Regions from separate parts of the Homo sapiens genome. Here regions 1 and 3 are each linked to region 2. A link is an interaction called in ENCODE POLR2A ChIA-PET data of the cell type or tissue named here. Cell type or tissue: PC-9. All regions are shown on one strand. Region 1 has its middle 23 kb from the start of ANKRD62. Region 2 holds the start of LOC101927511 (a long non-coding RNA gene). Region 3 overlaps MPPE1 (metallophosphoesterase 1).

Region 1 (2,500 bases), 120 kb after region 2:
AGTGTTGAAGCATGGATGTTTGTGAACAGACCTGCCCTAGTCTCTACAAAGAGTGAGTAGGTGTGGCAGGGTCTTTTCAGCCTGACTGGCCAACCCAAAATGAGGGCATAACACATGTGTTGAGCTCATTCAATACCTTCTGGAGTTCAGCTATTTGGATATTAAAAAATTGCTAAGGGCCAAAAAACAAATATTATATTTGTTTGCACTTACTGGGACAACAAAAGAAAATTGAAAAATTCAAAAGCTAAAATGGTAAAAATTAATAATGATAAACATTCATCATTTCTGTTCAGGAAAGTTAGTATATGAAATTTTTAACCTAAAGGGCAAATGTCTTGGCTGCAGATATGCCATATTTGGGATTAAAGGATTAAAGACAAACATCTAATAGAAGAGACAATTCATACAACACACCAATAAAATGTTAAAATTGCTGACAAATCTAAGAAAATTTATTACTAATTATAAAAATATAAGCTAAGATAAAATGTTTTGTAAAAGATAAAACAGCTTTATAAAAACTCAATTCAATTGAGCACATATATTTGAATAAATTTGAGGGTTAGAATTTTGATAGTGTTAATCAAAATTTTACATATACATGTAATCATACTTCTAGGAATTTGCCCTAAAGGAATAATTGAATGAATGTTCAAAGATATAGGTAAAGTTGCTGATCGCATTCTTATGTATAATAGCAAAACTGTAGATATAAATTTACATATTAATCAGAAATTAAATTTTGTTAAATTATGGAACACTATATAAGCAGTAAAGTGATTACATGACTATATTTATAGACATACAGTTAATTATATATTAATATGTAATTAAAGCAGGATTCACAATAGAGTGGTCGTATTTTATATGTGCTGGTCTTAGTGTGTGGGAGTGTCTATGCAAAAATAAAAGATTTTTAGTATTTTCATGTTTTGTAAATCATGATATTTTACAAATAAGGAAAAATATAAAGCTATTTATTTTGAAAAGCGCACTGTTGAACACATGTTGATAGTGAGACTGATGAATTCTGACTTTTGTCTTTTATGAAGGGATCACCTACCCTTCATATACAATGATAAAATATTAAGACATTATGAAAACTGACAAAGGATACATGGTTGATAAAAAGCAAAATATAAACAACAGCAATTGTCATATACTTAAGGGGGTGCCATCTAGATATTTATGATCAGATCAGGGGAAAATAGACATTGCAAGGGAATTAGGTAGATGTGAAAATGATATTTTAAAAAATAATGTCATTAAATATGAAAACTATTAATTAAGGGATGATAAATAATGTTTTGTCTTACCTCTATCTTTTACAATTACTTTTAATCTATTAATGATAAATCTCGTGTGGGAAATAGGACTTGGAAAATTTTATAGATCTCACCATTTAACCCAAAAGGCTGAAATTACTAATTTGCTGAGAAAATTGTGTTACTCGAGTACATATCATCCACTAGAGCAGCCATTTCTGGGGTTAAACAGATTTCAGCTAAATTTTAACAGAAGATCATCTTAATATTGGCAAAGTAAAATGTCACTATTGGTTAATTGAGAAGAAAAATCTATTTTTCTCCTAGAATTTCACATTAAAATTCAATGTTCAATGCATGGTAAAAAGTCTTGGCTCCTTTGATTAGATATGAAAATCTTTTTCTCTCAAGAGTTAAAAATAATGTAAATGAAGCTTCTGGCAGAAAAGTTATGAGTGGTACAATTTCCTGATATTTTAGTTTTATCACCAATTTCCGTGCCAGGCCACATGTTCAGCTGCCTGGCAGCCCCTACAGTATGTGAAAATATTTCCCTTTTTATAGGAATATGCTGGCAAAAAACCACCACTTCCATGAATTATTAATCCTTTTCTGCTAATTATTTTGAAGAAGCAGAGGGGCAGGTCCACATTCAGGTGGCTCTCAGCGGCTGAGACATGCTTCATGAAAAACTGTTGAATTAGATGAAAACTGTGCCTCCTTTGACCACCAGTTTTACCACTACATTAAGTAACCTAGAGGGAAAACGAAGTTACTTTTTTCTGTGGTAAAAATTGAGTAATGAATCAATTGAAAGAATGATTGGTAAAAGTAATCAATGAAGAAACATGATGACCAAGTGAATAATGAATTTACAATATGAAGACAGAGATGTCTGCTTTTCCAGTGATGATGTTCATGAAAATATAAAACTGCAAAATGAAAGGAGCCTGTTAAAAACCCTTTTGTGGCCAGGCACGGTGGCTCACACCTGTAATTCCAGCACTTTGGGAGGCCGAGGTGGGCAGATCAAGAGGTCATGAGATCGAGACCATCCTGGCCAACATGGTGAAACCCCGTCTCTACTAAAAATACAAAAATTAGCTGGGCATGGTGGCACGTGCCTGTAGTCCCAGCTATTCGGGAGGCTGAGGCAGGAGAATCGCTTGAACCTGGAAGGCAGAGGTTGCAGTGAGCTGGGACCGTGCCACCGCACTCCAGCCTGGGTGACA
Region 2 (2,500 bases):
AATGCAGTGGCGCAATCATGGCTCAATGGAACCTCAACCTCCTGGGCTCAAGCAATGCTCCCACTTCAGCCTTCTGAGTAGCTGGGACCACAGGCATGTGCCACCACGCCCGGCTAAATTTTGTATTTTTTGTAGAGAAGGGGTTTCGCCATGTTGCCTAGGCTGGTCTTGAATTCCTGGACTCAAGCCATCCGCCCACCTCGGCCTCCCAAAGTGTTAGAGGCGGAGGTTGCAGTGAACCAAGATTGCACCACTGCACTCCAGCCTGGGCTACAGAGCGAGACTCAGTCACAAAAAAAAAAAAAAAAAAAATGTTAGGATTACAGGCGTGAGCCACCTCACCCATACAGAAATGTGATCCACACTGTAAGACGCGCCTCTTCTTGAAATACTTACCCGATTCTTTGTTCTCTCACTGATCTCTGATCTCTCCACCTTCCCAAGTCTTGGAAAACTTGTCTTCTGATTTCAGAGTTAACCCTTAATTACGTAGAATCTTCCATTGTCATGTATTACATTACACGTGCTGGTTTTATCTTCCCAACTAGAAGATAAACCATAGAATCAGAAAAACAATTTTATCATTTTATTTCCAAAATTACATAGCCCAGGATTGAACTGTCCATAAACATCTATCGGATGGTCAGCTTCAAAACTAACTGCAATGCTGATGAGTTAAAATAGCTCCTTTTGTTGGCACCAGATAATAGATAAACATGAGAAGCCAGTGCAGTGGCTCATGCTTGTAACCTCAGCACTTCGGGAGGTCTAGGAGGGAGGATGGCTTGAGCCCAGGAGCCCATAGTGAGCTATGATTGAGCCACTGCACTCTAGTGTGAGCAACAGAGCAAGACCTCGTCTCTATACAAAATAAAATTATACATTTTTTTTACATAAGAAAACTTGAGAGAGATCATACTTTTGGGTTTCTTTATTAAAAGAAAGAAGACCAAAAGGTGACCCAAGTAAAAGTGTACACCCCTTAAGGGAAAAAAAAATTATTTTCATTTAAAATCGTTTTCTTTATCTTTAAAGTGAAAGTGCCATATCTGGCTTCCTAAGGAGGAACCACAAACCGCGTAGACTCAGGCCAGCCGCTGGGCCTGGGCCTGTGTGTCCCTCAGGCGGCGACCTTTGGCCCACTTCAGGCCGGCCGTATTTACCAGCTTAGAGGCGCCGCGGCGTTGGCGAGTCCTTTTTCACCCACCCCTTCCCTCCGTTCTCAGGCTTGAACTTGAACAGGCACTCATGACTCAGCAAACGGTACTTGATAGGGTTCTTTACACGTCAGTCAGGCTATTTTTTAAAATCACTCTTCCTGGAGATCTTCAAACCAGAAGCACCGCGGGCCCTCCCCAACGGGCTTCTGCTTACCTCCACTACGTGATGCAGTATGGCCCCCGGGAGGCCGCCCCCAGATTCTAGAGGGGCTTACCCCAGACACACCCGAAGGACCACCTCGTGACCTCAGAGGAACAGCCCTAGACCCAGGAGAGACTGCCAGACACCCCCGTGGCAGCCCGCCAGGGCCCAGCTCTACTTGTCGCCTGGAGGTGCTGCCTCCCTTCCACGCCGCCCCAGGGAATGGCCGCCCCTCTGGGGCTCCTCCCAATCCCCCTTCCCAGGACTGACAATGGCCCGGCGCCCTGCTTTGGGCCAGGATCGGCCTCGAGCCTTCCTCACTAGCGGCCAAGAGCCGGAAACCTTGCGTCTCAGATTCCCCGGGTCTGTGCACCCCCACCCCAACCGGTCTTCCCACCCAGGCCCCCCCTGATGCCAGCTGCGGGCCTGGACCTAGCCCGGGGCCCTGCCCCTCCGCCCCTCTCGCTGGACAGCCCAGGCCGGCGCCCGAGGGATAGGCTCGGGAGCGCGGGGAAGACGCTGCAGCCGGAGCTGGAGCCAGGGCCCACCTGTCCAGCGCCGTCCTGAGCTCACACAAAGACCCTTCCAGCCTCACCGAGGCCGCGAGCCCAAGCCAAGATCTTACAGATGTCAGGAAGTCTGGTTTAAAACCCATTGGTTAAGAAACTAATGACAATTTTTTTTTCTTAATAGGAAATCTGGGTGACTAGAAAATAGAGGGAAGGGAGACATTTTCATAACACCCTGTCACCTTTGCATTTCATGCACATGCAGAGTTGCATTCATATTATTAAAATATCTTTTTAGCTGGGCGCGGTGGCTCACATCTATAATCCCAGCATTTTGGGATGCCGAGGCAGGTGGATCACTTGAGGTCAGGAGTTCGAGACCAGCCTGAGCAATGTGGCGAAACCCTGTCTCTACTAAAAATACAAAAATTAGCCCAGGCATAGTGGCGGACGCCTATAATCCCAGCTACTCCGGAGGCTGAGGCAGGAGAATCATTTGAACCCGGGAGGTGGAGGTTGCGGTGAGCCAAGATCATGACACAGCATTTCGGCCTGGGAGACAGAGCCAGACCCTGTCTCCAAAATAATAATAATAAATTAATTAAAATAAAATAATATCTTTTTGACCT
Region 3 (2,500 bases), 60 kb before region 2:
GGGTAGGAAACAGAAGTAGGTTTACTGGAAAAAAAAAAAGCGATTAAATGAAAATCTGAGATACTGTGAAAGCCAGGCCTCCACCCCTGTCCCCCCAGGTGATAACTAAGTCATGAACGTTTCAGCAAACACCTGCTCTAGCCTGGGCACTCTGCTTGTTGACATGCAAGGTGATGAGAGTCACACTGTGACATGAATTAGCATCACGACACCCTGGCAAACCTTTTGTGATGCCTCCCGTGAAAGCACGTCATAGTTCTCCTTAAATGGGATGTCCCTTTCCTCTGCAGGAGCAGCGTCTTCCCCAGAACAGTTAGCATCACTTCTCCGATACAGAGGATAATGCTGTCCGGGGTGGAGAGAGGAGTTCAGGCGGCTATCGTGAAACCACAGGCTGCCTGCTGTCTGCCATGAGCCCTTTCCTCCCCCAGCTCACCTGCAGGAGGACAGGGGCAGACGTGGGCAGCAGAGGCCCAGGTCCACACCGGCTGGAGCCACGTGCCTGCTGGGTACAAGTCAGGCCATTAATCCGCACACCTGACCCTCATCAAAGGGCAAGAAGCGCTAGGGGGCTGAGTGAGCAACCGAAGCGGAGCAACACGGGACAGAAGGCACCTGTGGCATTCAGATGCTCTCCTACCTCTCGGGAGCAGTTCAGTCTGTGAGAAACTTCAATGAGCTCTGCTTCTGTTTCAGAGCAGATGCCACAGCCATCCCCGTTCAGCGCCACGCTGTTGACCATCACAAAGCTGAAGCGGAGGGAAACGCAGGTGAGGCCGCTGGGGGTATCAGTGCTTTCTTTTCCCTACTGTTCCCATGAAAAGAAAGCTAAGCATCCAGTGCAAAGAAACAAGCCCAGAGCAGCTTTCAATCCCACCCAGAATAATTTGGTGTATTTTTAAATATGAGTCAATATTAACAAAAATAGCATTACTGGGAGTTCTGTCTAAGACACGATCGAAGGGTTTTTGACCCTAAACTTGTGAGAAATCCCAGATTACAGAAGCTCTGCAGTTAGACTATGTCTAAGCTCATCCTCCAACCAGAACCTCATCTGTTACAGCGCCTCTTCCATGCAGGGCTAAGAACCCTATGCCCACCCCATCAGCTGGTTGTGAGGATTCAATGAAATGACATGGCAGGTGTTTAGAACACAGCCTGCCACTAGAAAGTACTCAGTACGTGTCAGATATTGTGACTAACAGGTAGAGGGAACCACAGAGTGCATCAGTGACATACAGACACACACAGCAAGTAAGGCAGAGGGTAGGGTGCCGGTTAGAGCTAACTGGGTATGGATAATCCCAAACTAGGGTAATAACAAAGTCCATTGTGGTTAGACTCAGCAGCCACATTTTTTTAAAGACTCCCACTAAATACGGTTTTATCTCCTACATGCATACCATCTTGGAATGACGAAAGTACCTGTCAGTAAAGACTGCTTGAAATTTAACTCGTTTTAGAGATAAGGAGTGGAGTTATCAAGTGATCAGCAGTATGATAAGCTGTTTGAAGTGTCTTAAACACACACTTAGAGGGAAATAATTCAAACTGTATCATGCTTCTATTATGAGTCAGCAGAGAAAGCCACCTACTAGAGACTCTGCCTTCCTGGCAGAGGGAAAGGTGAGCATTGGTGGTGAAGCCACTGGACAGAAATGACCTCACCTGCAGACCTGCTGTGTCCAAGGTCAACAGAGTGCTGGGCACCCACAGGAAGGACAAGATTAAAAGAGAAAAGGCTTCCACTCCCACCTGTTTTCTCCACCGCGTCTATAATCAGTATAGAGTATAGAGTCCTGTCCACTGTGCTGCAGCCACATACACAGCCCAGAAAGGATGTAGAGATGGGCACTGAGGTGGCCTCGCAGAGCGGGAGCTGCTCATGGTCAGGCTAAGGGTCAGGATGCTCTGGTCTAAAAGCCCAGGCCAATGGAGATGGGTGGCACAGAGCTACAGAGGAACTGTGACACACTTGCCACCAAATCCCATAGTAGTTATGACACCATAACTACGAGAACAGTCTTTGTAACGTGAAATTAGTATATTTTGATCAAATAAAGACTCTTTTACAAAGTGGGCTGATGAAATTTGTGCTACCCAGAGACAGTGCAGACAGAAAGACTATCATTCCCACAGTGGCTGGGCAGAGTCATAAACTGACCGATTCATTATGGGGTTGTCAAGGAAAACCAGGGTGGTTTGAGGTTTCCCATCTATCGGCTCCCATGGTGAGCACCAGCAAGGACAGCCTAAGGCACTGCTGTTTAAAGATCATAAACCAGGCTAAACAGAACGCAGGTAGATGATAGATCCCAGTATGGCAGGCACCTTTAAAAAATGAAGTTTCCAAGGACTAAAGGTCTTGGAAGAATTTACAAATAATACTCACTTAATGCCTTTCCAAGAAAACAGTCTTTCAGAGCTGAACACTTTCTCAAAGCGTTCTACTTTGTATGTGTTCATCCTATATTCAATTGTGAGAAGAAACATTTTTCAG

The links. ChIA-PET counts read pairs that join two places held together with the same protein. Peaks named below come from ENCODE experiments on the same cell type or tissue, not always from the same donor. Only the 100,000 strongest peaks of a DNase experiment are listed, where the experiment ranks them.
Region 1: POLR2A ChIA-PET joins it to region 2 with 5 read pairs; 3 of 35 experiments call an interaction of 5 or more read pairs at or near these places.
Region 3: POLR2A ChIA-PET joins it to region 2 with 7 read pairs; 4 of 35 experiments call an interaction of 5 or more read pairs at or near these places.

What each region holds. Positions count from the first base shown.
Region 1 is chr18:12,069,536-12,072,035 of GRCh38, forward strand. No RefSeq gene overlaps it. Among named protein-coding and RNA genes, the nearest start is that of ANKRD62, 23 kb to the right of the region's middle. In PC-9, no CTCF peak of the experiment used is centred here; no DNase peak of the experiment used is centred here.
Region 2 is chr18:11,946,190-11,948,689 of GRCh38, forward strand. LOC101927511 (a long non-coding RNA gene) reads right to left here and starts at 1,994. Exons shown (of 4, transcript XR_007066296.1): 1 at 1,911-1,994; 2 at 397-544. RefSeq lists enhancers at 877-1,645, 1,213-1,342, 1,666-2,413 and a cis regulatory region at 970-1,757. In PC-9, a CTCF peak has its summit at 711; DNase peaks (open chromatin) are centred at 32 and 1,232; H3K4me3 peaks cover 2,247 bases; H3K27ac peaks cover 2,438 bases.
Region 3 is chr18:11,886,277-11,888,776 of GRCh38, forward strand. It overlaps MPPE1 (metallophosphoesterase 1), which reads right to left. Exons shown (of 11, transcript NM_023075.6): 6 at 2,393-2,467; 7 at 641-749; 8 at 437-502; 9 at 223-345. Among named protein-coding and RNA genes, the nearest start is that of MPPE1, 21 kb to the right of the region's middle. In PC-9, no CTCF peak of the experiment used is centred here; a DNase peak (open chromatin) is centred at 1,535; H3K27ac peaks cover 1,053 bases.